Linked DNA regions of Homo sapiens: region 2 is linked to region 1. A link is a loop called in an ENCODE intact Hi-C map of the cell type or tissue named here. Cell type or tissue: OCI-LY7. All regions are shown on one strand. Links, peaks and the distances in the headings refer to the core of each region. The heading gives the core; the rest is flanking DNA. Region 1 holds the start of TBXT (T-box transcription factor T). Region 2 has its middle 62 kb from the start of LNCDAT.

Region 1 (14,995 bases), core at 1-8,000:
TCCTCTTCTACACTCTTCAAGCTTTGTTGTTTTGATTGAGAAAAAGCAACCCCTAGCGGGACAACTACTGTGGCTTCAATTTCCAAACTACTAACAATTCTCCAGGCAGCACTGGAAGGAAGGGTGCAGACGTGCCCTGGCTGCCCAGCCGGCCCTGGCCAGAGCAGTGGCTCACTCTACTCAAGTGACTGCCTTTCTGGTTGTTCAATCAGCCTAGGAAATGATGAAAAATCTACAGAATAGAAAATGCCTGTGTAAGGAGGAGTGTGCCCTGTTGATTCATCCAGCCTCTTGACCAGCCAGTGCTACCGCGTTCATTGTTTAATATCTCCAAGTCCCTTCCCCGGGTGGAGAGGACGGACCAGGATGAGAGAGAGCGTTTCTCCCAACAAATGCTGCCGTATAATCCTCTATCCTGCACTCTGACTCCTGAAAGTCCTAGAGGGAGCTAGACTTAAATCCAACTCTCTCATCCTCAGAGCCACAGGAGCTGGTGAGACATTCCTAGAACCAAAGGGCTAAGGAAAAATTTGGTTCCTAAGCATCATTGGAAAGATGGCTCTTCAACCATTAATGAAAGCCTCAAAGAGGAGGTAATGAGCTAGATTCTCCTGTTGCCTACCTAATACAGGAGAGTCCAAACACCCAGCTAGGTCTCAATGATCCACCCCAGGCATGGTGGCAGCTGCCTCACGGCAAAACAAAAGCACCCAGGAGAGTATCCACAGCCCCGATTAGAGCAGAGGTTAGATGGGCAACACAGCTTCAACATCACAGGGCCAAGAGCCTCGCATGGCAAAAAGGCAATCTTACATCCCAGGCACACCCAGAAACACCCTTGTCTTCTCCATCTCCACTTCCCAGCTCTCAGCAAGTCTAGTCCCGATGACGCAGAATGACATGACAGAGTGCAACAAACCGTACATTGGGAGTACCCAGGTTGCTGGCTGTCTCCGGGTTCCTCCATCATCTCTTTGTGATCACTTCTATCAAAATGAAAAAAAAAAAGTATATCGAATTTTCAAAAATAAGGAAATTCAGAAAAGAGTATGTGCAGCAATATTTCATCTTTCTGCATACTTCTTTGCCCAAGGGTATTTATAGTTAGAATTCTCTCACCTTTCCTTTGCATCAAGGAAAGCTTTTGCAAATGGATTGTACTTAATTTTAAGAGCTGTGATCTGAAAAACAAGAAATTGCATTTACTAGTATATTCCCTATTAGCCAGGGGATTTAATTTGGCACCAAGAAATTGAGAAATGCCAGTACCACTTTTAAATATTCAAATATAATCAGACTTCTTTCCACATACAGTTTTCTATTTGGAACTGAAAATAGCTGAGTAATTGTACAGAGTAGCATGCTTATGAAAAATTTTCAATGTCAATGTTCTGAGTGGGATTCACAATAAATTTAACCTACTACTAACAATGTTCCATGTGTATAAATCAGAAATGGCTGAAAACACAGTCTGGGGCTGCTTAGGAAATAGAGACCTGGAAGTTCTAGTTTTCGGTCAACGTCAACACCAACAAGGTATCCAACTAATGTCGAATTTGCAGTACTTTGGGGTTGGGCTTAGGCATAGATTTACAGGCACCTATGCAGTAGCTTGTATCTAGTTGAGTCTTCACACTGCAGAGATTTGAGGGGTTGCCCCCCCACCCTTTGGGGAAGATTTCCAAGGAAGGACATGCCCCTCTCTCACTCAAGTCTTGTTCTCAAGAAATTCTCACACCATTTAACCTGAATGCTTTTTGGATCTTTTCATTTTGAGCATTGAGAAGTTGTTTCTAGTTTTAAACACTTGTATGGAGAATTCAAGGGGAAAATGTTTGAATGGGGACTTAATTTAAACAGTTCTCTCCTGTGCTTCCATTTCAAGTTCCGGAATATTATTTGAAAGGGCAGGAAGCCTTCCTCTCAGTGCGGGTTAGCGCGTCTCCCCGCTCCTCCAGAATCTCCACGGAGCAGCACACCACACCGCAGCACACCGGGAAAGCGATCCGCCTCTGTCCTTCTCACCTCCTCGTTCTGATAAGCAGTCACCGCTATGAACTGGGTCTCAGGGAAGCAGTGGCTGGTGATCATGCGCTGTGGACCCCCAACTCTCACTATGTGGATTCGAGGCTCATACTTATGCAAGGAGTTCAGCATGATCTGAGGGAGACAGATACAGGATTGGTGGCACTGAAAGGCCTGCGTTAAAACAGCAAAACATCCATTTCTCCAGGATGCAGAAAGTCCTCTGGATCCCAAGAAAGTGTCTCTGCTGTTGAGGGAAGTGGGGTTCCACCAGGGGAGGCTTCTCCGCGGTTTATATGTGCTATTCCCACAGCTTGTTTGGAAAAGGGATGTGAGATGCTACACACCATTAAAAGCAATGAATGCTCATCACAAAATCCTTTCACCTGGTGGAATAAAGTACTAAGGCTTTCAGGAAGGCTATGGTCATTTTTAAAAGACTGAGCTTGTTTGCAACTTGCCTAACCTGGGGTCTTCCAGGAACAATCCCCGACTAAAGAATGTTCTTTAGAAAAGCACGACTTTACAAGTTTGTTCCGACTCCACGCAGTAAGTACTGTGGCGCATGTTTAAATTTAAATGCGACTTTGCCATCAAGGCTGATATCTTTTCCACCCCCAGGAGAGTTTAGGGCTAGACAACGGAAGTTCCCCAAAAGCTCCAGTCCTTCAAAGGGGAGTGCTCCCGCTCCCCGTTCGCCAGGCGTGGATGTTATCAGCTTAGTATAAACAGCGCTAAAGGCCTTATTAGAGAAGGCTGTGGCAGTTTCTCCAGGGCAGACGTCGCCTCCCGTTCAAGCAGCGTCCCTTCCCACAACCCCCGTGCAGAAGGCGCAGCGCGGCCCCCTCCTCGCTGGTCCCAGACCTGGCGGGCTCCTCACACCTACCTGGCCCCCTCCGTTGAGCTTGTTGGTGAGCTTGACTTTGCTGAAGGAGACGGGAGCCTTCATCCAGTGGGCCCCGAAGTTGGGCGAGTCGGGGTGGATGTAGACGCAGCTGGGCGCCTGCGGCTCCGGCTTGCCCCCCGGCACCCATTCCCCGTTCACGTACTTCCAGCGGTGGTTGTCCGCCGCCACGAAGTCCAGCAGGAAGGAGTACATGGCGTTGGGGTCCAGGCCAGACACGTTCACCTTCAGCACCGGAAACATCCTCCTGGAAAACACGGGGCGGGCGCAGGAGGACCCCGACACTGACCAGGTAGGCCGGAGGCAGAAGCTGGGCACAGAGGCCTCAGTTATTTCGGGGCACAGAGGAGCCCCCTGGGGAACGTCCGAGGGTGACTCCCAAGCTCCCCCTTCCCCGAGCCCTGCCAGGTCCAGGTGGCCTCCTCACCATCTCCACGGCCTCGGGAGGGAGGGGAGGAGAGGACCTGGCGAAGGGTTTCAGTGCAGGAGGCCACATCCCGCGGGGACAGGCGGGGACCAGGGCGCGCCTCGCGGGTCCCGGGATGCCTCCGAGGTCGGGACACCGAAGTGCGCGTTCCTCCTCCCCAAGCTTCCGCGGAGAAAGCCCCAGAAGAGGGGCTTGTAGAAATGCACTCGAGGGAGTTAACCAGAGCGGGAACAAACACAAAGCCCTCCTCCAGGAGAAAAAGGGTTCGACCTCCGGGAACTTGCCAGGTCCCCCAGGCTGCCCAGGCGCTGGAGAGCGCGGCGCGCGCGGGCTCCGGACGCGCACCCACCTGCCGTTCTTGGTCACGATCATCTCATTGGTGAGCTCCTTGAAGCGCAGCCACAGCTCGCTCTCCTCCAGGCCCACGCGCAGTTCGCGCTCTGTGGGGTCGCCCTTCTCGCTGCCCGCCTGCAGCTCATTCTCCACGGCGCTCAGCAGGTGGTCCACTCGGTACTGCAGGCTCTTTCCCGCGCTCTCGGTGCCAGGGGAGCTCATCCTCCCGTCCGGCTCCCCTCCCCGCCGTCCCCGAAGCCCAGACTCGCTACCTGAGATCCACCTTCCCTGCTCTTGGCCGCCGCCCTTCCGAGAAAAGGGGCCCCTTGGACCGAGACCTGCGACGGCTCCCGGGTCCCGGGTCCCGGCACAGACCCGGGAGGAGGGCGCGGACCAAGACTTGGGGGGAGGGGACGGGGGCAGAGGGGTGGGGAGAAGTTATTCCACTTGAACTCCCCAAGGCTCTACTAGTGTAGGTCTCTGGGGACCGAAATTCAGTGCCCTCCCCATAAATAGAGCCGCGGCGGCAGCGCTGGGGTGCTCGGCGGATTGGGCCGCGCACGCTTTGAAGTGCCGGGCAGCCTCCCATTGGCCGAGAGCGGCCATATCAGACCCAGCCGGGCGGGTCTGGGAGGCCGGGGGCCAACAATGGGCTCCCGCACGCCTGTTTCATGTAAATCCGGGGCCCCAGCCCTGCGAGCCCCGGCCCAGCCCCTACACCCCCGCCCTTCTCCAAATGTTTGCACCTCCATCAAAGCGGCGGGGCAAGCCCCGGAGGAAGGTAAGCTGGACGCCCCGGCCTGCCCCAGCCCGCCCCAGCCCGCCCCAGCCCGCACTTCCGCGAGGGGCTGCCCGGCAGCCTGCGATGCTCCCTGATTCCCGCGCGGGGTCCTCCTCGCTTTCCCAGCGCGCCCGGATCCCGCAGCCGCGCCAGGCTGGAACGTTCGCGCGGCCTCACCTGTCCCCGCTCCAGGCGCGCCTCCCTCCCCTCCCAGGGACGAGCGCATTTGGCCGGGCTTTGGGATGCGCCGCGCTCGTCTCGCCGCAGTAGTAGTGCTGTTCTCGCGCCTCCGATGCCTCAACTCTCCAGTCTGGCAGTTTCCGGTGCACCTGTCCCCACACGTCCCTCGCCCACGGAGCCCCAGGCGGCGTTACGCACACCCAGGATCGTGGATCAGCCTGCCCCGGCGTCGGGTGTCCCCGCGGCTCTCACCATCTGGAAAAGGAAGGTCCGCGCGCAGAGAGGGAAATGGACGGAAATAAGCAAAAGCAAAACAACCCCTTCTGAGAAGTGTCCTCCTCGCTCTCTTATAAAAACAGGACTTGTTGCCGAGGTCAGCGCGCGCATCGAGTGTGCCAGGCGTGTGCGTGGTTTCTGCTGTGTCATTGCTTTCACGGAAGGTGGGAGAAGGTCGGGGCTGGCGGGGTGGTCCGGACTAGTGGGACTCGGGGCGCTTTCCCCGCCCGGCCCAGCGCCAAGCGGTGTCGGCAGCGGTTGTTTTATTACCTTTCGGTGAGAACTTACGCGAGGAGAGCGAAGGAGAGGTGACAATGAGCAGGAAATAGTTCAGTGGGGTCTCTTTAAACAGTAACATTCCTCCTAAAACGGGAGCCCAGGAAGGGGGAAGGAGGCAGAAGCTCCCCCTTCCAAGGCCTGGCTTTGCGCTTCTGCACACCTCGCCCATTCGCTGGACGAGGGCCTGCCTCGGGTAGCAGCCTCTGTTTCCCGGTCTCCTGAGCGGGCACCCCAGCCCCAACCCCTCTAGAGAAAGCCTGCGCATCGGGTGGGGCAGCGAGTTCAGAGGAGTCTTGCGCCCTAGCAAGGGGGCTTTCCCGCGGACATGGTATCTGCGCCCCGCGCTAAGTCTCCCCTGCCCCCTGCCCCCTGCCCCTCGCCCCTCGCCCAGCCGGGCTCGCTCCGGGGTCGGGAATTGCTGGGGAAGCCGAAGGAGGGATCCCCGCCCGGGACTCGAGGGATCGACCCGCCTCGCGGTATGCGGAGGGCTGCCAGGAGCCAGTCCCGGGGAAGGGTGCCTGCCGCCCGTGGGGGACAGGGCTCCTTCTCTCCCTTCTCCAACTTACACCGACGAGTCAGGAAGCCGGAGCGTCTAGTCCCTGTCCGCATTTCTCAGTGTCTTTTGATGTCTGGGATGCATGGATATTCCCAGGGGGCTGACCCGAGGTGGGGAAGTTTCCTTCTAGAAAGAGGCACCAAAAGGACCTCATTTGCTCCTGACGCCGGACCCTCCTGACACGCCTTCACTGGCTCATCGGGTCCTGGGCTTTGGGGGAGAGCGTGGTGCGTGTTACTCTCCTTACTCCGGGTATTAAAATGTCTAAGAGGTCATCGCTTTGGCCCAAGGCCTCCCGAGGATAAGATAAAAGGGAAAAGTGGAGGGGAGGTGAAGGAGGAACGAGGGTGGGTCCCAGGCAATTGAGGGCCTCGGAACCCTAGGCACGGGAGCGAAACCTCTCCTGCGGCTTCAGGGCAAAGGAGTCCCGAAGGCTGGATCCCTCCCCTGCGCTCGGACGGCGTCGCGGCCGCTTTTCCCACAGTCGGGAAGCGCCAAAGAAGACTGGAGGGTTTAACAGATCGCTCTAAAACTGTTCCGAACAGGAGGGGCACGGCCAAATAAGAATACAACTTCAGCAGGAAAGAATATTCCGTTTCTAACACGCGTAATAAAATTTCTACTCTCCAGAGAGAATGTCTGAAGCATTGAAGAGTACGACCCAGGAATTGAACCACCCAAGTCGGAGGAGGTAGAGGTTGGAAGTCACCGACTTTGGCCAGCACTTGTGTAGTGTCACCTGTCTTCACTTTCTAACGTTTATTTTTCCTCCCCTTTCTGTGGCTGATTTTCTGATCTTTGTTCCTCGGTTCCCAGGACCAGGCCCACTCCCTCCGCCTTTTCAGCGAAGGCTGCAGTGCATGACAGTTTACAGCCAAAACTTCCTCCAGCCCGGCTATAAAGAATTCCCAGTTAATAACAATGCGCTTCCTTGGGAGGAAAGAGGGGCTGAGGCACCGCCAGCTGTTTCGCTCCCAGGGTCTATCTCTCCTTGGCAAGCCCAGCCATTCAGAGAAAAACAAGACAAAGCCTTATGGCTGGGCCTCAGGATGCAACTGTCCCACCGAAAACATGCTTGAAACATTTTATAAGAAAACACACACACACACCCCACTCGACTCCCAGAGAGGCAGTTTTCCTGGGCCCAATCCCTTCTGAAAAAGCAAAGCCATTTATCTTTAGAAGCAGGCAACAATGAAGCTGTAACAGGCTCAAGGAGGGGTGGAGGACAGCCTCGCGTGACTCTTACCCCACACTCTAGTCCCTCTCTTTCTGCAAGAAAAACAAATGAATTTCTTTTCTGATTATATATGTACTCCTTGTAGAAATATTATATATGTATCTGTCTTCATATATATGTAAAACAGTCACCCACAGTATCTGTGGGGGATTGGTTCCAGGACCTACAAAGATGGCAGAATCCAGGGATGCCCTAGTCCCTTGGCATGGTATTTGCATATAACCTATGGACTTCCTCCATGAACTATAAATCACTTCTGGATTACTTATAATACCTAATACAATGTAACACTATGCAAATAGTAGTTATACTGTATTGCTTTTTATTTGTATAATTTTTATTCTTTCATTATTGGGGAGAGGGAGTTTGGAATGTTTTCTATCAATTCAACCAACCACGGATATGGAACCTGTGGCTATGGAGGGCTGGCTGTATGTTTATCTCTCTCTATGTATATAAATGCTAACCTCAAGCACTAAGCAATGTTCATATTTTGGGGTGTTCCTCGTCTTTTTTTCATTTTGTTCTTCTCATGAGCTCCTTCTCCCACACTGACTAAGCGGACTGATCGCAAACAGTCACAAGTTCTACATTAGAGATGACAGCCATGTTTCATGGCCAATAATTCTGCCACCAATTGGTTTATTTGTCTCTCCCATTAAAAGAAACCCAATGGCTTTTGTTATTGCTTTAAAAGGTGTGTAACGTAATTCTTTAGACTCTTTACCATTGAAAAATTTTTAAAGCCCATTGGGTTGTTTGAGGTGGTTGTGGTTTTGTGGGAAAGAACAGAGACTTGGTTTTTTAAAGTCTTCCTCTCAGGACAAGGATCCCACCCTGTGCACAGCCGGCCCCTCCCTGCTGCTCTAGGGAGAAGGCTTCGTGATGTGCTCCCTGATCTGCAGGGAAGCTGTGGCCATGTGGGGTGGACGCAGGGACTACCGTCAGCCTCAGGCTGCGTCTCAAAACCTGATCCCATCCAAGCTATTTTTTTGGAGTCAGTGGGCTTCGTCACACATGACAGTGTGTGGTTGTTTTAGTGACAGGAGTTCACAGATTAACAACAAACCAACCTGCCCAGTTGAATGTTTGGGAATGTGACAATCCCAAACCTTTCTCCTTAAAACTCTAGTGCTTCAGCTCCTATCTCTTTGGAATTCAAGTTTCCAGAGGAGAAATCGGGCTGCTGGATTTTGATCTCTTCCTCGGTAGAGAAGGGTAGCTTGAGTTTTTCTGCCCAGATACTTAATTTTTTCAATGCCTTGTGGATGATAAGTTTCTTGGCGATAGTTTCAGTGGGAATCTGCTGATTTTGCTTGGCATGCAGGGAAAGCCCTTTCCAACTCAACAAGTCTCTTTAGTTCTGATTGGTATGATGGTGAGTACTGTTTCCACTTCAGGGGTTATCTGTACTTCCAAATCTGAGGATCCTTGCCTAGTCTCCCGCCTCCTCCCCCTGTGTTGTTTCAGCTCTTAGATCTTTCTGCATATATTAAATGGCTTGTGAAATGTTTTTTCCACACCACTCTGTCAATTTCCCTCCATGTCACTTTTGGTTTTTACTGCCTCCAATGCAGATTTTATTTCTCTGTTGTAGCTCAGTTTTCTGGTAATCCTTATTTCCTCCACGTCCCTTGTCGTCTTATTCCATGGCCTTCTAGAGCAGCCTTTTTGCTCCTTAATGTCCTGTTTCTGCTTCTTAGAGGCCACAGTTCTCTGCATCTTCTGGTGCTTATGGTTTATTTTTTCCCAAGGCTGCTTTTCCTCTGTGTCTTCTGAATAATCGCTCTCCCTGCTTCCCTTTCAGCCTTTTCTGGGAGTCTCCACGGCCTTTTCTTTTCCTTCCTCCCCCTCTTACATAGGGGTGACTGCCCAGCATGCCTTCTGCAGGGCTGCACTCTCAGGGGCCCTGGATGGATGCCCCTTTCATAGCCACCTTGGGAAGACAGAGGTGTGGGGCCTGCCTTATTCAGGGTGAAACCAGCCCTTGACTGGTGGCAGGGACTCAGCAGGCCTTTGCTGAGTGGCTGCGTTGGCAACACGGAAATGCAGTAGCATGTCTATCTAAGAAACAGCAGTAGCACTGTCCTCAGATCCACTGGACATATGCTGCTGAGCACTTTCATCATGAACAAAACATCAATCCTTCACATTTACTAAAATGCAGGATGCTTCTGAAACTCCAAGGGCCCTTCTCTAGTAACCCGCTCATTGATTCAAATAGTCAGGTGTTTTGGAGAGAGTAAAGGAAGGGTTTCCTGTGAAAATTGTGTATTAAATGAGACCTTAAGAATTACTACAAGTGAGCTATTCCAAGGGAGGCTTGAAGATGCGGGGGCAGGAACATGCTTGCAGGCTGAAAATGACTCCAGTAATCATGACTGGGGACCCCCACGCAATCGTTTAATTCATATTTATATACCTGTTTATGTCATACTACTGGAAATGTTCTTTCTCCCTCCTCTACAACTAATTTTGAAAAATCCTATTTTGGCCCTGAATAAAATATCTGGCAGAAAAGAATGTTGGAAATAAATGCGGGTAGACGTACACACACACATACTCTGGCTGGACCAGCTCCAACTTCCATAATCACCATTTAGCAGGAAAGGTTGACATGATGTCCCTAATCAGAACATGCTGTGATCACTGTTTTGAAGGGATCCGCAGGGCAGGCAGGCTCTGAGCTCTGCACCAGGGCCTGACACTTGCCTGAGGAAGCAGGGGTGGGAGAAACCAGCAGGAGCTCCCCAGAGGCCGCTGGGGAGAGGAGAGGGGTGGGGCTTGGCACCAGAGAGTCCAGGGAGGTAGCGCTTCCTGTTGAAGAACAAGGGTACTCAGGAAGGCAGAGTGGCGCTGCAGGACCTACAGAGCCCCTGGGCACATGAGGAAAGAGAGCCTACGAGGTTTATAAAGTGTCCGAATATGGAGCAAACTTGAGATCAATAAACTGAGAGAAAAACAGTCTAATCTGAATGACAGTGGAGACTCAAAAGTCACAATCGCCTATTTAATAAGAACAAGTGAGATGTCACGGCAGGAGGGGTGAAGCCTGGCAGGAAATGTTAGGTGAGACCAAGTGCTGAGTATGTGGTGAGGGAACATAAACTAGGAGGAGATGAGATCAAACAGGGGCGGAAATGGATGGGATTGCAATACCCTCAAGGGAACAGGCAGGAAGAACTCCAGAAGAGACTTGCAATAATTCTGGAAATGGAGCACTTTAGAGGGTTCCTATAGAAATTCCCATCAATATTGTAGGCAAAGACAATGAACCAAAAAAAAGTGATTGAATTATAAGAATACTTTGAAAGGACTATTGAAGGCTAGTGGAAAAAACGGAAGACAAGAGCAGAACAGAGCTGAAATCTGCAGAAGGACTTAATGGCGGGAGAGAGGGGAGGAGGCTGCAGCCTGGAGGTAATGGGAGGACCAGGGTGAGAGAGAGAAGCCCAAAGGGAAGCTAGGGCTGAGGCTGCCATGGGGGCGGGGAGTAAAGGGCTGTACTCCCTACAGATCAAGTACCAGACTGATAGTAAAAATGAGACAAAGGGGAAGGACTTAGCACACCTGTGAGAACAGATTCAGAATCAGTGGTTCCCACCACAGGGACTTCGGCTGAAAAGACACCTCAGAGGAGAAAAGCCCATTTGGAAATTAGAATTAGCACATTCTACGACCGATAGTCACAGCTCCAAGGTGACAAGCTGTCCCAGCCCCAGAACCCTAAAAGGAGCTGACATTCATTGGCGCCTATTACGTGCGAGGAATTGTGCATACATTATCATTTAGGCATTGATGGGAGATAGTATTCCCTCTTGTATATACAAGGCAACTCAGAGAAAAGAGTAAAAAAAATGGAGTGGCATTTTGATTTCTGATTTGTCTCATTAAATGCAGGTTATTTCCACTAGACTAAGTTAAATATGTGAGAAGTAGAAGCAAAGTATGTGAAAAGTAGAAACAAGTTTTTTTCTCTCTTTCACCCACCATATTCATACAACCACATATGAAAGGAATCTGGTGTGCTTGCACTCAAGTGTGAGTGTTTAGAAAAGGGAGGTGGTGGGGAAACTAGTTGAGTTTAACTACTTTTGAGATCTAAAAAAAAGTTTAGCAACCCCATCAAAAAGTGGGCAAAGGACATGAACAGACACTTCTCAAAAGAAGACATTTATGCAGCCAAAAAACACATGAAAAAATGTTCACCATCACTGGCCATCAGAGAAATGCAAATCAAAACCACAGTGAGATACCATCTCACACCAGTTAGAATGGCAATCATTAAAAAGTCAGGAAACAACAGGTGCTAGAGAGGATGTGGAGAAATAGGAACACTGTTACACTGTTGGTGGGACTGTAAACTAGTTCAACCATTGTGGAAGTCAGTGTGGCAATTCCTCAGGTATCTAGAACTAGAAATATCATTTGACCCAGCCATCCCATTACTGGGTATATACCCAAAGGACTATAAATCATGCTGCTATAAAGACACATGCACACGTATGTTTATTGTGGCACTATTCACAATAGCAAAGACTTGGAACCAACCCAAATGTCCAACAATGATAGACTGGAATAAGAAAATGTGGCACATGTACACCATGGAATACTATGCAGCCATAAAAAAGGATGAGTTCATGTCCTTTGCAGGGACATGGATGAAATTGGAAATCATCATTCTCAGTAAACTATCGCAAGGACAAAAAACCAAACACCACATGTTCTCACTCATAGGTGGGAATTGAACATTGAGAACACATGGACACCGGAAGGGGAACATCACACACACTGGGGCCTGTTGTGGGGTGGGGGGAGTGGGGAGGATAGCATTAGGAGATATACCTAATGCTAAATGACGAGTTAATGGGTGCAGCACACCAGCATGGCACATGTATACATATGTAACTAACCTGCACATTGTGCACATGTACCCTAAAACTTAAAGTATAATAATAATAAAATAAAAAATAAAAAATAAAAAAATAAAAATAAATAAATAAATAAAAAACAGTTTAGTCATCTGAAAGACAGTAATAGGAGCTGGGGGAAGAAAATCCCACCACGTAAATAACTTCCAATCCCGGCAGAGATGCTGAACTATAATCACAGGTATGGCAACCAGAGAGAAAAACAGATGCCAAATAATGCTTAGGCCTAAACACATCATTCTGAGTTTCCAAAGAACCCCGTGAAGTCAGTACTGTTATCCCCTCCTTAAAAAAAAAGGTCATAATAAAAGGAAATGTACATCAGAGAGGTGAAGAAGTTTGCCCAAGGTTACAGTTAGTGTGGAACTAGAATTCCAAGTTACGCTAATGGACTATGGTAATTCCAAAACAAGAGTAGGAAGACAAGGATTAACTCCTTGGATGATTATCAGCTCACGTATAACATTCGAACATGGTTGACTTCAGGAACTGGATTTAAAAAGAAACCTGTATCAAGGTTATCACTACAGTGCTTCACTTGAGTGTTAGAGGGATTAAGATGAGAGGCAATGAAAGGAAAACAGGGGCATGCCATAGGAAGTTTGTGCAGTGCTGCCTGGAGAGGTTTGAATGCACAGCACATATTTGCATGTATTTCTCATGTTTGTGGGAAAGCAAAATTGTGTTAAGATGACCAAACCTAATTGAAACCTTGAAACCTAAAAATGTGAGAACTTTATTATTACAACAGGAAATACATATAGTGAAACATCAGTTGGCTATTTGGCTAGAGTGCAGGACTAAAGATCAGGTAAATCATGCCCTTAAAATGTGAAAATCATGTGGTATCTTTAGCCCGAGTTTCTTTCACAATTTATAACGTAGGAGTGTTGGCTCCATACAAAGGTTTGCGAAGGTTAAAAAATTAGTTCTGGGTGTTGTTTTCAGCTATATCCTGAAGTAAGGAATGGTCCCTCCTAAAATACATTGGTTCGCTGCCTGCCTGGCATAGAACCACAGGCTTATTTTTTGAGTCCTTTATAAGAAGGTACTTCAATTAACAGACCTGCAGAGGATGGAGGTCATCAGTATCTTCTTCACTCTCAAAGTGTGCTTCCGGGAACACCTTCCCTGAGAAAGGCAGAACAGGTGCACTGAATGATGAGCGCTCAGCTATTTCCATCATCCTTAGCTTCAAAATCTATGTCCAGTCTAGAAAATTCTTCTTCTTTTTTTTTTCGAGACCACATCTCACTTTGCTACTGAGGCTGGAGTGCTGTAGCCCAGTCATGGCTCACTGCAGCCTCAGCCCACAGGGCTCAAGCGATCCTCCTGCCTCAGCCTCCCAAGTTGCTGGGACCACTATATCTGGCTAATTTTTTATTTTTTGTAGAAACAGACTCTCGCTATGTTGCCCAGGCTCGTCTTGAACCCCTGGGCTCAAGTGATCCTCCTGCCTCAGCCTCTCAAAGTGCTGGGATTATAGGGGTGAACCACCGCACCCAGGCAAGAAAATTCTTTATATATATTTTGGCTTCCTTCTCCATTTGTTCTTTCATTATAAATAGGTTTGACAAATTTTCTGTGTTCTTTTGGAAACAGTAATGTATGTATATCTCTCTGGGAGTTCAAAATATTATTAAAGGATTGTATTCTACTTAGGCTATTTTCTTTTCTTAAGTCTTTTCTCGTCTTCTGATCACATGGGGAGGAGGAAAAGCGGCAACGTTTTCTTTTTTAAAAAAATACATGCCTATGATAGCAATAACCCACCAGGTGTCACAGTAGGCATTTAGTCATTGCCGATGGAATGGAAGAATACATGACTAAATTTTTAGTGACTCCTAGCTCCGTCCCCACAGCTCATTAACTTTTTAATTTTCCCAAGTGCCCTTACAATTCAGTCCACAGGAATATGTAATATTGAAGATTACAATTCAATTTTTGATGTGATTTGATGCAGGAGGGGATTTATTCTGGCTGCTGTGTTGAGAATGACAGGGACAAGATTGGAGGTAGGAAACCTAACTGGGCCACTGCAGCGATTAGAGTAAGACATGTCATCTCCTTGGCCCAGTGAGGTGGGCAGGGAGAAGGGGTCAAACCCTAGGCAAACTTCAAAGGTGGAGCCCACAGGGTTTGCTGGACAGGTTGGATGTGGAGGGTTGAGAGACACGGCCATGTGGAGGGGCCCATTAGGCCGTGGGATCTCCTGGCACTCAGGGTTGAGGTCCGAGCTGGTGATACATCCAGGAGTTGGCAGGACAGGAGTGGTATGGAGTCATGGAACTGGGTGAGCTCACCAGTGGAGGGCTCACACCTGCATTTGCAGTCACAGGTCTAATGTGAGCCTACAGAGCTTTTAGGGTTGTCCAAAAATCACATGTCGGCCTACTTTAGAAATAAGGATCATAGGGCTGGGTGCGGTCGGTGGCTCACGCCTATAATCCTAGCACTTTGGAAGGCCAAGGCAGGTGGGTCACGAGGTCAGGCGTTCGAGACCAGCCTGGCCAACATGGTGAAACTCCATCTCTACTAAAAATACAAAAATTAGCTAGGCGTGGTGGTGCATGCCTATAATCCCAGCTACTCAGGAGGCTGAGGCAGGAGAATCACTTGAACCTGGGAGGTGGAGGTTGCAATGAGCCAAGATCACGCCACTGCACTCCAGCCTGGGCAACAGAGCGAGACTCAAAAATAAAAATAATAATAATAAAATTAAATTGAAATAAGGAGCATAAACCTGGGAGCCAGAATTTCTTCCTGTGGGAATCTAGAGCCTTCACTGGTCATCACCAGGTAATAGCACTGGAGATAAACCAGCGGGATGTAACTCAGATCCTCAAGGAAGGCAGAGTAGGAGGAGGGAAAGCTGGAAGGCCTGGGTTCCAAGCGCGTTAAGAAAATTATCCCAGTCATCAAGGACTTTCACAACCTTCTCATGCGGTGGTCTGATGGCTTGCTTAGAGATGAGGAAACCAAGGCACTGGCCGCTTCACTTCTTCCCATGTTGCCAGGGAATGAAATGTAACCCACAGCCTGTCTGGCCAGCTGGAAACTTGG
Region 2 (8,810 bases), core at 811-8,810, 62 kb after region 1:
CTTAAACAAATTTACAAGAAAAAATCAAACAACCCCATCAAAAAGTGGGCAAAGTATATGAACAGACACTTCTCAAAAGAAGACATGTATGCAGCCAACAGACACATGAAAAAATGCTCATCATCACTGGTCATCGGAGAAATGCAAATCAAAACCACAGTGAGATACCGTCTCACACCAGTTAGAATGGCAATCATTAAAAAGTCAGGAAACGACAGGTGCTGGAGAGGATGTGGAGAAATAGGAACACTTTTACACAGTTGGTAGGACTGTAAACTAGTTCAACCATTGTGGAAGACAGTGTGATGATTCCTCAAGGATCTAGAACTAGAAATACCATTTGACCCAGCCATCCCATTACTGGGTGTATACCCAAAGGATTATAAATCATGCTGCTGTAAAGACACATGCACACATATGTTTACTGTGGCACTATTCACAATAGCAAAGACTTGGAACCAACCCAAATGTCCATCAGTGATAGACTGGATTAAGAAAATGTGGCACATATTCACATGGAATACTATGCAGCCACAAAAAAGGATGAGTTCATGTCCTTTGTAGGGACATGGATGAAGCTGGAAACCATCATTCTGAGCAAACTATCCCAAGGACAGAAAACCAAACACCGCATCTTCTCACTCATAGGTAGGAATTGAACAATGAGAACACGTGGACACAGGATGGGGAACATCACACACATGGGCCTGTCATGGGGTGGGGGAGGCGGGAGGGATAGCATTAGGAGATATACCTGATGTAAATGAAGAGTTAATGGGTGCAGCACACCAACATGGCACATGTATACATATGTAACAAACCTGCCCTTTGTGCATATGTACCCTAGAACTTAAAGTATAAGAAGAAGAAGAAGAAGAAGAAGAAATTATTACCCTAACAAAAAACTAATATAAGAAGACAAAGAAGGGAGGCAGTGAGGCCAGGAGAGGTCCGCATGGTGAAGGATGAGGGCTGCCCCCCACCTAGTGAGGATGGGGAGGGACAGATGCCCAAGCACCCAAAGCTATTGGCTGTTGGGGAGATTAGCAACAAGTGCAGGAGTGGATCAGGGAGTGAGGAGAGGGTGAAGGAAGGGATCATTCCCAGGTGACAGCTTGCATGATATTCCCTTTATAGCACCATGTCTAATCCTCCCCAACCTTGTCCTCTGAGCCTTGCAGAGCACATGCCGAAACAGTAAGGGGGACTATGCTCCCTGACCACCTCCCAGCCCCCAGGGGCTCCTCTCGCTCTGCAGGCTGTGTTTCTCACCTAAGCCACACTGGCCCTCAGGACTCCCAGGACTCCCCTTGAAATAGACAGATAAGTGCCCAGGCAGGCTAAGCTGCAGGACCTGTGCCTTGCATGTGGCTCTGTGGCTCAGCATCCTCCAAATTGACACTCACTGGGGGTCGTCCCTGATGATCCCAGCTAAAGCCAAGTATATTTGTAATCGTAATTTCAGATTGTAATACAATATTTATATAATCCGGTAAAATATGACTGTGGAAGGGGGTTATTCCTTAAAAATAAACCAAAACACCACGCTGTTTTAGGAAAAAGTGATAAAGGTAAGTCACCTAACAGACCACCAACAAATTGAGTGGAGATGAGAGAACTGAAAAAGCTTGAGAAGCAATCTCTGCTCAGCCCGGGTTGTGGGGTAGTGGAAGTAATCATGTAATAGAATCTACTGCAGGCAGTCCACTTGGGGTCTGCTCTTTCCCAGCTCCTCTGGATCACACTCTACATTCCCAAGTCCATTTGGGTCTTGTTTTGTGCTTTCTGTTTGGTTCACATGATCTCCGTGGCAGTACCACAGTATCTGATAGGGCAAATCCATCCTGGTTGCTCTTCTAGATGTGGACTTCACATCTTAAATAGTACTCTTCGATTTTGGTTGATTAAGTAGAGGGAACCTATAGATTCATGGTCCAAATTATAACAGCACAATTTATAGAGCCATCTGGCTTGGCTAGTAGGCAGTTAATATTAGAAATTGATTGATTCTGGAAGCCTTTCATGTAAACATGTTTAAAGCTAAATCTATGATCATGCATTCATCCAACAAGTTTTTCACGAAGAGCCAAGGTTTTTCCATTGAGTTTGGGTCTGCTGATTAGAGTTTTGTGGGTTTTCTTGCATCCTTAAAACCTTTAGAAGATACCTTACTCTTCAACTCTGCAGTTACAAGGGTATATTGGCAGGTGTATCGGCAATTCTAGTTCTAAATTTTCATCTCATTATGCTCTTACAGAATAATTTCCATAAGGTTTTACCTGGCACAAGAATCGGCATTCCATTGGGAGGCCATCCCTGCACCCCACCCCATGCTAGGATCCCCAGCATCCCCTGCATGGCTCTTTCCTTATCTGGTCCTGTGTTCTGAGTTTGCTAGTCTCCTCCTCAGTCAGGCTGTAAGCACCTAGCCCACGGGCACGATGTCTTGTACTGTTCCCAGCCTATCATACAACTGCTTTCACACCACAAGTGCTCCTTACATATTTAAGTAATGAATGTCCCTGTCTTTCATAGCTATTGCTATGAATAACTATTGTTAGGAGTATCGTAAGAATGACTTGGGACTAGAGTCCAGTAGCCTGGAGTTCCCTCCGTGTTCTGTTTTACAGTCAGGAAGGATAATCCATATTTTACCTGCCGGTGCCATTCAGTAGGAATTCCTGCAGCAATCCAGACTTTCTTTACCCACTCTCTCCAATGCAGTGGCCACTAGCTGCACGTGGCTATGGAGCACTTGAAATGTGGCTAGTACGACTGAGGAATTAAATTTAATTTTACCTAACTGTATTGAATTTAAACTTACAGTCACATGTGACTAGTGGCCACAGCCTTGGGCAGAAGGGATCTAGACTAATTGCCTTGTTTTCCAAGTGGGAAAACCGGGTCCCAGGCAGTTAGATGATTGGTTAATTTTACTACTAAGTAGTCAGAGACCATCAAACACTCCAATAATGATATCATGAGGATCTGTGGGTTGGTTACTGGGGTTAATTTGTACCCTACAAGGAAAGATATAAAGTATTTATGCTTCTTTTAATACGTTTGAAGAGACGATTATAAGATTCTTTCTCAACTTTATGCTGGCCTGGAAATGGCCTTTCAGAATGCTCTGAGTTCCCATTTTAGAATGGACATTAGAGATTTTAAATTTGATCTATATTGTCTATATTTCATTAAACAGAAAATCAAGACCATTGTTAAAATAAGTTTGGAAATCACAAAGCTGTCAAGTATAAGGACAGTGTAGTTTGTGCTGTGTAGTTTGAAGGAAATCTTTCATGCTTTGATCACGTGCATAGTTCAAACTGGAGACTCAAACCGCATAATCCAGCAAGATCTCCTGGAGAATGAACAGTATCAGGTGCACACACAATCCTCCAGGACATTTCGTGCTAAACTATGTGAAAGTGGCAGAATAACTAAAAATCTTGGAGTCTTCTTTTAAACTAAAAGAGAAAAACCCTGAAAGCCAAGTGGAAAGAAAAAGCATTCATTGGAGATTAAAATTCGGATGTGAAATTGAGAGGAAAATGTTAACACCACAGCTTCCCTTCACGTCCTTATCATTTCTTTAAGAGAAAAGCAAGAAAATTTAAGGAGAAAATGTGTGGGGAAGATGCAGGAAGGACACGAGGTGGTGGCTTTGTACAGTTTCACCTTCAACTTGAATGGAGAGCACTCTGCGTATGTGTGTTATTTACAGATACACATCTGTATTGGCCTTAAGTGTAGCACCCTCAGTTAAAATAACCCATTTCTCTTCACAAAGTTACGCTGAAACCAGGAAAGCCTTGGAGAGTTGGTATTAAAATGCTGAGAATCCGGCAGACCTGAGTGTTCCGAGGAGGTGCGTCTTTCCTTGTAAAGCTGGCCCATAGCTGCTGTCAACATACCTGGGACACCAATTTAAAAAGGAAAAAGGAAGTGGTCAAAGTCATGCTTTTTGCAGACTTCAAAGGTGATCCCTCCCTCCCCCTCTTTACATTTTACTGTCTGGGAGCTGACGGGTCTGCAGCTGTTGGCAGAGGCTGTTCTGGGCGTCAAACCTGCCTCCTCACGGCCCATAAAACTGCAGCGGGAACCGGAGCAGGTGTGGGCGGGGCGGGCAGGACGCCCTTCAGGGTCTCCCTGACATCCCATGCTGTGTGGGTGGGGGGAGGGAGGCTTGTGGGGGCTTCCCTGTGGGGTCCTCCCTTTCCACAGCCAGGGCGTTGGGGTAGCTGCCCACCCAGTTGCTGAGGGAGCTGAGGCCTCTGCAGCACAAGTCCACCAAGACTTGGGCCCCCAAAGGAGGACCGCGGAGAAGCCAAAGTAACCCAGACACTTGGTAATCCACGTTTTTGGTGTTTTGTTGTTTGTTTTATAAGCCTTAAACAGCAGCAAGTACTAGAACAAAACACCTCTACAATCTACAAGTCCGGGTTCTTTTCCTCCTCAAACTGGGAGAAAGAAATACAAAATCAGACTTGTTTTCAAAGATGTCAGATATCTATTGGCATTTAATAGTAAGAATGCGATACATTTGCCCTTTTTCTTTTCTTCACGCGATAGAACAAATCAGTAGTTATAGAATGCCTCTTAGTCGATTGCAATGAAAAGTTGCAAATCACAGCTCATTATGGCTTCTTGTTTTGTGCCAGTATTTTAGAAGGGAAAAAACAGAAAATCAATTTACTTAAAGCAATCTTAAAAATGTCTTTTTTTAATTACACTCATTGAGAAATACGCACACTTCTTTAAAGAAATGGAAAAGCAAGCGGAAGTGGCCTTTTGCAAAAGACAGAAAGAGGGAAGAGGGAAAGGACCATCCAGGTCTGAAGAGCAAGAGAATCAGGCCTGCAACATTAATGAAGCCCCACTGTGTGCCAAGTAGTGGGTGCTTCACGGCATTGGGGCAGGAGGGGAGGTAGGAGTGAGGGCAGTGAAGGAAAAAAACATGAAGGAATTATTAAAAGTCCTGTTTTGTTTTGTTTTTTCCCTCAAGGGTATTACTTTATAATGGAGATGCCCAACAAATAAACACAAAATGGACTTAAATACATTTTAAAAATCAGCAGCCAATAATTTATTTTATACCCTTCAATTATTTTCGCTCTTTACTATAATGTTTGCATGATACATAACACTGCTTATCGAGGTCATAATTTCGATAATTGTTTCTATCGGGTTCCATACTTTAAAATCTGCGGAAAACTGATGGGGGTTGGGGTTTAGTGACCCCTGAGAACATTTCTATTAAGATTGATAGAAAACACGGCCGGGCGCGGTGGCTCACGCCTATAATCCCAGCACTTCGGGAGGCCGACGAGGGCGGATCACTAGGTCAGGAGATCGAGACCATCCTGGCTAACACGGTGAAACCTCGTCTCTACTGAAAATACAAAAAAAAATTAGCCGGGCGTGGTGGCGGGCGCCTGTAGTCCCAGCTACTCGGGAGGCTGAGGCAGGAGAATGGGGTGAACCCGGGAGGCGGAGCTTGCAGTGAGCCGAGATAGCACCACTGCAGTTGGCCTGGGCGACAGAGCGAGACTCCGTCTCAAAAAAAAAAAAAAAGAAAAAAGAAAACACACACACACACACACACACACACACACACACACACACCACCACCACCATTCGGAATTGAAATAACCCTTTCAATACTGTAGAATTAGAAGAAACTTTAAGGCCGGACGTCGTGGCTCACGCCTGTAATCCCAGCACTTTGGGAGGCCGAGGCGGGCGGATCACGAGGTCAGGAGTTCAAGATCAGCCTGGCCAAGATGGTGAAACCCCATCTCTACTAAAAATACAAAAAAAATTAGCTGGGTGCGGTGGCAGGCGCCTGTAGTACCAGCTACTCAGGAGGCTGAGGAAGGAGAATCATTTGAACCCGGAGGGTGGAGGTTGCAGTGAGCCGAGATTGTGCCACTGCACTCCAGCCTGGGTGACAGAGTGAAACTCCATCTCAAAAAAAAAAAAAAAAAAAAAGGATGAAACTTTAAAATGTTATCATTTGGTAAACATTTTCTGAGAATCTACCATATGTCAGGCATTGGCTAGGATTGTGACACATAAGGATTAAACATAAAATAGAGTGTAGTTTAAACAGAAGACATTTTAAACACAATGTAGTTTAAAAGACACATGAGTTGTTTCAATTTATTTTCCCATAATTTAAGTCCAGTAAAGAGAATCACAAAGCTAATATCCACAAAGATTAGAGGTCTGAAAACTACATTCTAGTGGCCAAATCTGTGACTTTTTATATTTTTTAAGTTGTTAAAAAAGGAAAGAAAGAAGAGGATCAACAACAGAAACTGAATGTGGCCTTCAAAGTCTGTAATGATGGCTCTCTAGCCCTTTCCAGGAAATGTTTGCCTAGATTATAAGAACATCTAGAACAAAGCCACACTTCAGCACATTCTTCTCTTCTTATTCTCCAAGTTTGCAGAGTGTCAGATATTTTGGGCTTCTCTATTTAATTTAAATTAATTTTAAACTTATTTCAGAATTCCTGGCTTAGTATTTATTATGGAGTGTATTTCTTAATGAAGAAATCGGTATATTACACATTTCAACAGTATTCAAACTCTATTGATTTCTGAAACCTCTCTGTGACCACTTTCCAATGCTAACCTCTTCCTACCCAAATATTTTTACACGGTTAAAATAACATATATTGGGTCATCCACATTCTTAAGGATCGTGGTTTCTAATTGCAGTCAAGTCATTACGATTGTTTCATTTGGAGACAAGACTAGTTTTCTGGTGTAATTGAAGACAGGGCTTTAATCAGCAAAATTGTAATCCTAGACCATAAAATTAAGCCTGTGCACTCTAATAAAATATATGGTTAAGCAAAATTTCATATTATGTCAATTTCTACAAGGAATAAACAATGCAGCCACTTTGATGTCCACAGATCAATCTACATGCTCGTCTTTTGATCATTTATTTGGATACAGTAAACTACTCATATGCTGAAATTGGAATTTTCAGAATTTTTACTTCATACATCCTACATTACTTTTAAGCATATTTAGAATGAATGGAAATGTATACATCATGAGAAATTCAGGCAAAACAAATCAACCTGGATTTATTTAATGCATATAAGAGAATCTGAAAAAAGAAAATCACACCAGAAAATTTATTTTGTATTTTCCTCATTTTATGGATTGATTATATGTTTGCTCAATGTAAACATAACAAAAGCATGTTTTCTTGGAACTAGGCAAAATAAAAGTTTGATCCTTGATCTAAGTAGAGGATACAGTTAGTTCCTAAAACCAATGACTCCATTTGGCTTGTGCCCATTTGAGGTCATTAATGCCATTTGTACTACACAGGGCCGCAGCCTCATCTCCCAGCTGGCTGGATCCAACAGAGACAGGCAGGAGATGTATATTACAACTTACCTCCACGACCAGTAGGATCTGACTAAGTGCATTTTTCCTGCTACAGTTAGGCAACTGCACGTAAAACCCCCAACCAAAGTTATACAACAGCAACAACAACCCATGTTGTTTCTAAATCTGCATAATTGCAGGCAATTTTGTCAGCTACAACTATACATTTTCCAAAGTATATGTCTTCCAATCCCTCGGCATAGAACTTAGGAAGACAAATTCCTATAGCCCAGTGGATTCTGCCCAGTTGCAAAGTTCCGGGGCAGACATGCTTCAAAATAGATATGGTTCACAGAAGATGAGTGGAGGATTTGAGGACAAAGGAGGTTTACAGGTTTCCTTCAGTGTTCCAACCCATTTGGGAAAAAGAAATATTGAGGCGCGTGAATGTAACTTTCTTTCACTTAAAATAAAAAGGCTTAAGTGAGAATGGTGCCTTCTACCTTGACGGGCCAAGCAGCTGAACTCCCTCTCAGCAAGAGCTTTCTGTCCGTGGAGGCTGGGCTTCGAGCCACTCCAGGAAGGAGACGCTGAGATGCTGAAGCCCTGCATGAGATCTGACTTGACGGCATCCCTCTGTGGCTCACCAACCAAGCTCGCATCCCTCTCCCATAGGAAAGAATAAAACTGTGCCGGGATCCAGGGGATGTAAAGCTGTTTTTCAAATTGTGAAATGCTCACAGAAAGTGGCTGTGTCATCTGAATACTGCGTTTATTCTGAAGAACGACAAAATTATAAGAAGAGACACAGTGTCATGTTCTCTATTATTTTCACTTCTTTACTTCATATTCCTACCAGAAATTCCAAACTTAACATCGCTATCATTTTTTTAAATGAAATAATTTGAAGATATAAGAAAGGAAGCGACCCTATTTAATGAGTGGTAAGTTTGTGAGAGGAGCTTTATATAACTTAATTTGATTCGCTGAACTCTTCAGTAACCCTGTGGGGTGGGAATTATTGCTCCCATTTTAAGGATGAGAAAACTGAAACGTGGAGAAATAGACTTACCTGAGGTTTGCAACAAATAATTGAGAGAACCAGGATAAAAACTCAACATTTGGCTGACTCAGAATTACTTGAAAATATTGCATGTCACAGTTTAAATATTTTCCAATAAAGCTAAGAAAGTAAAGTGCTTTGAGGCATAATTGTGAATATCCTGTAAGCAGTAAATAAGCTTTAAAAAGTATATTTTTTCCTACTTCTCTATTCATGTCTTGATTGAATCGAATCAATATTTTGACCATTCACAATGAGCGAGAATGTGTCTGAGCAGTCACTAACCTCTCTGAGAAATGCAGTAATAAATCTGCAGTTCCCACAGAGAGGTCCCACAGTGTCATTAATAATAGTAACAGCTGACCAGGCGCAGTGACTCACACCTGTAATCCCAG

Evidence for each region. Hi-C counts contacts between places; a loop is a spot of excess contacts. Peaks named below come from ENCODE experiments on the same cell type or tissue, not always from the same donor. Only the 100,000 strongest peaks of a DNase experiment are listed, where the experiment ranks them.
Region 2: it touches region 1 in a loop (4-fold over the local background); 2 of 110 quality-filtered maps call a loop at or near these places.

What each region holds. Positions count from the first base shown.
Region 1 is chr6:166,163,681-166,178,675 of GRCh38, forward strand. It overlaps TBXT (T-box transcription factor T), which reads right to left and starts at 4,171. Exons shown (of 8, transcript NM_001366285.2): 1 at 3,706-4,171; 2 at 2,912-3,176; 3 at 2,026-2,160; 4 at 1,120-1,181; 5 at 925-986. The coding sequence starts at 3,911. LNCDAT (lncRNA divergent activator of TBXT) reads left to right here and starts at 4,417. Exons shown (of 2, transcript NR_166068.1): 1 at 4,417-4,470; 2 at 6,392-7,492. RefSeq lists an enhancer at 4,313-4,907 and a silencer at 10,464-10,573. In OCI-LY7, for the core only: CTCF peaks have their summits at 4,640 and 4,839; DNase peaks (open chromatin) are centred at 4,301 and 4,791; H3K4me3 peaks cover 1,838 bases.
Region 2 is chr6:166,225,314-166,234,123 of GRCh38, forward strand. No RefSeq gene overlaps it. Among named protein-coding and RNA genes, the nearest start is that of LNCDAT, 62 kb to the left of the region's middle. In OCI-LY7, for the core only: no CTCF peak of the experiment used is centred there; a DNase peak (open chromatin) is centred at 4,008; H3K4me3 peaks cover 1,420 bases; H3K27ac peaks cover 1,591 bases.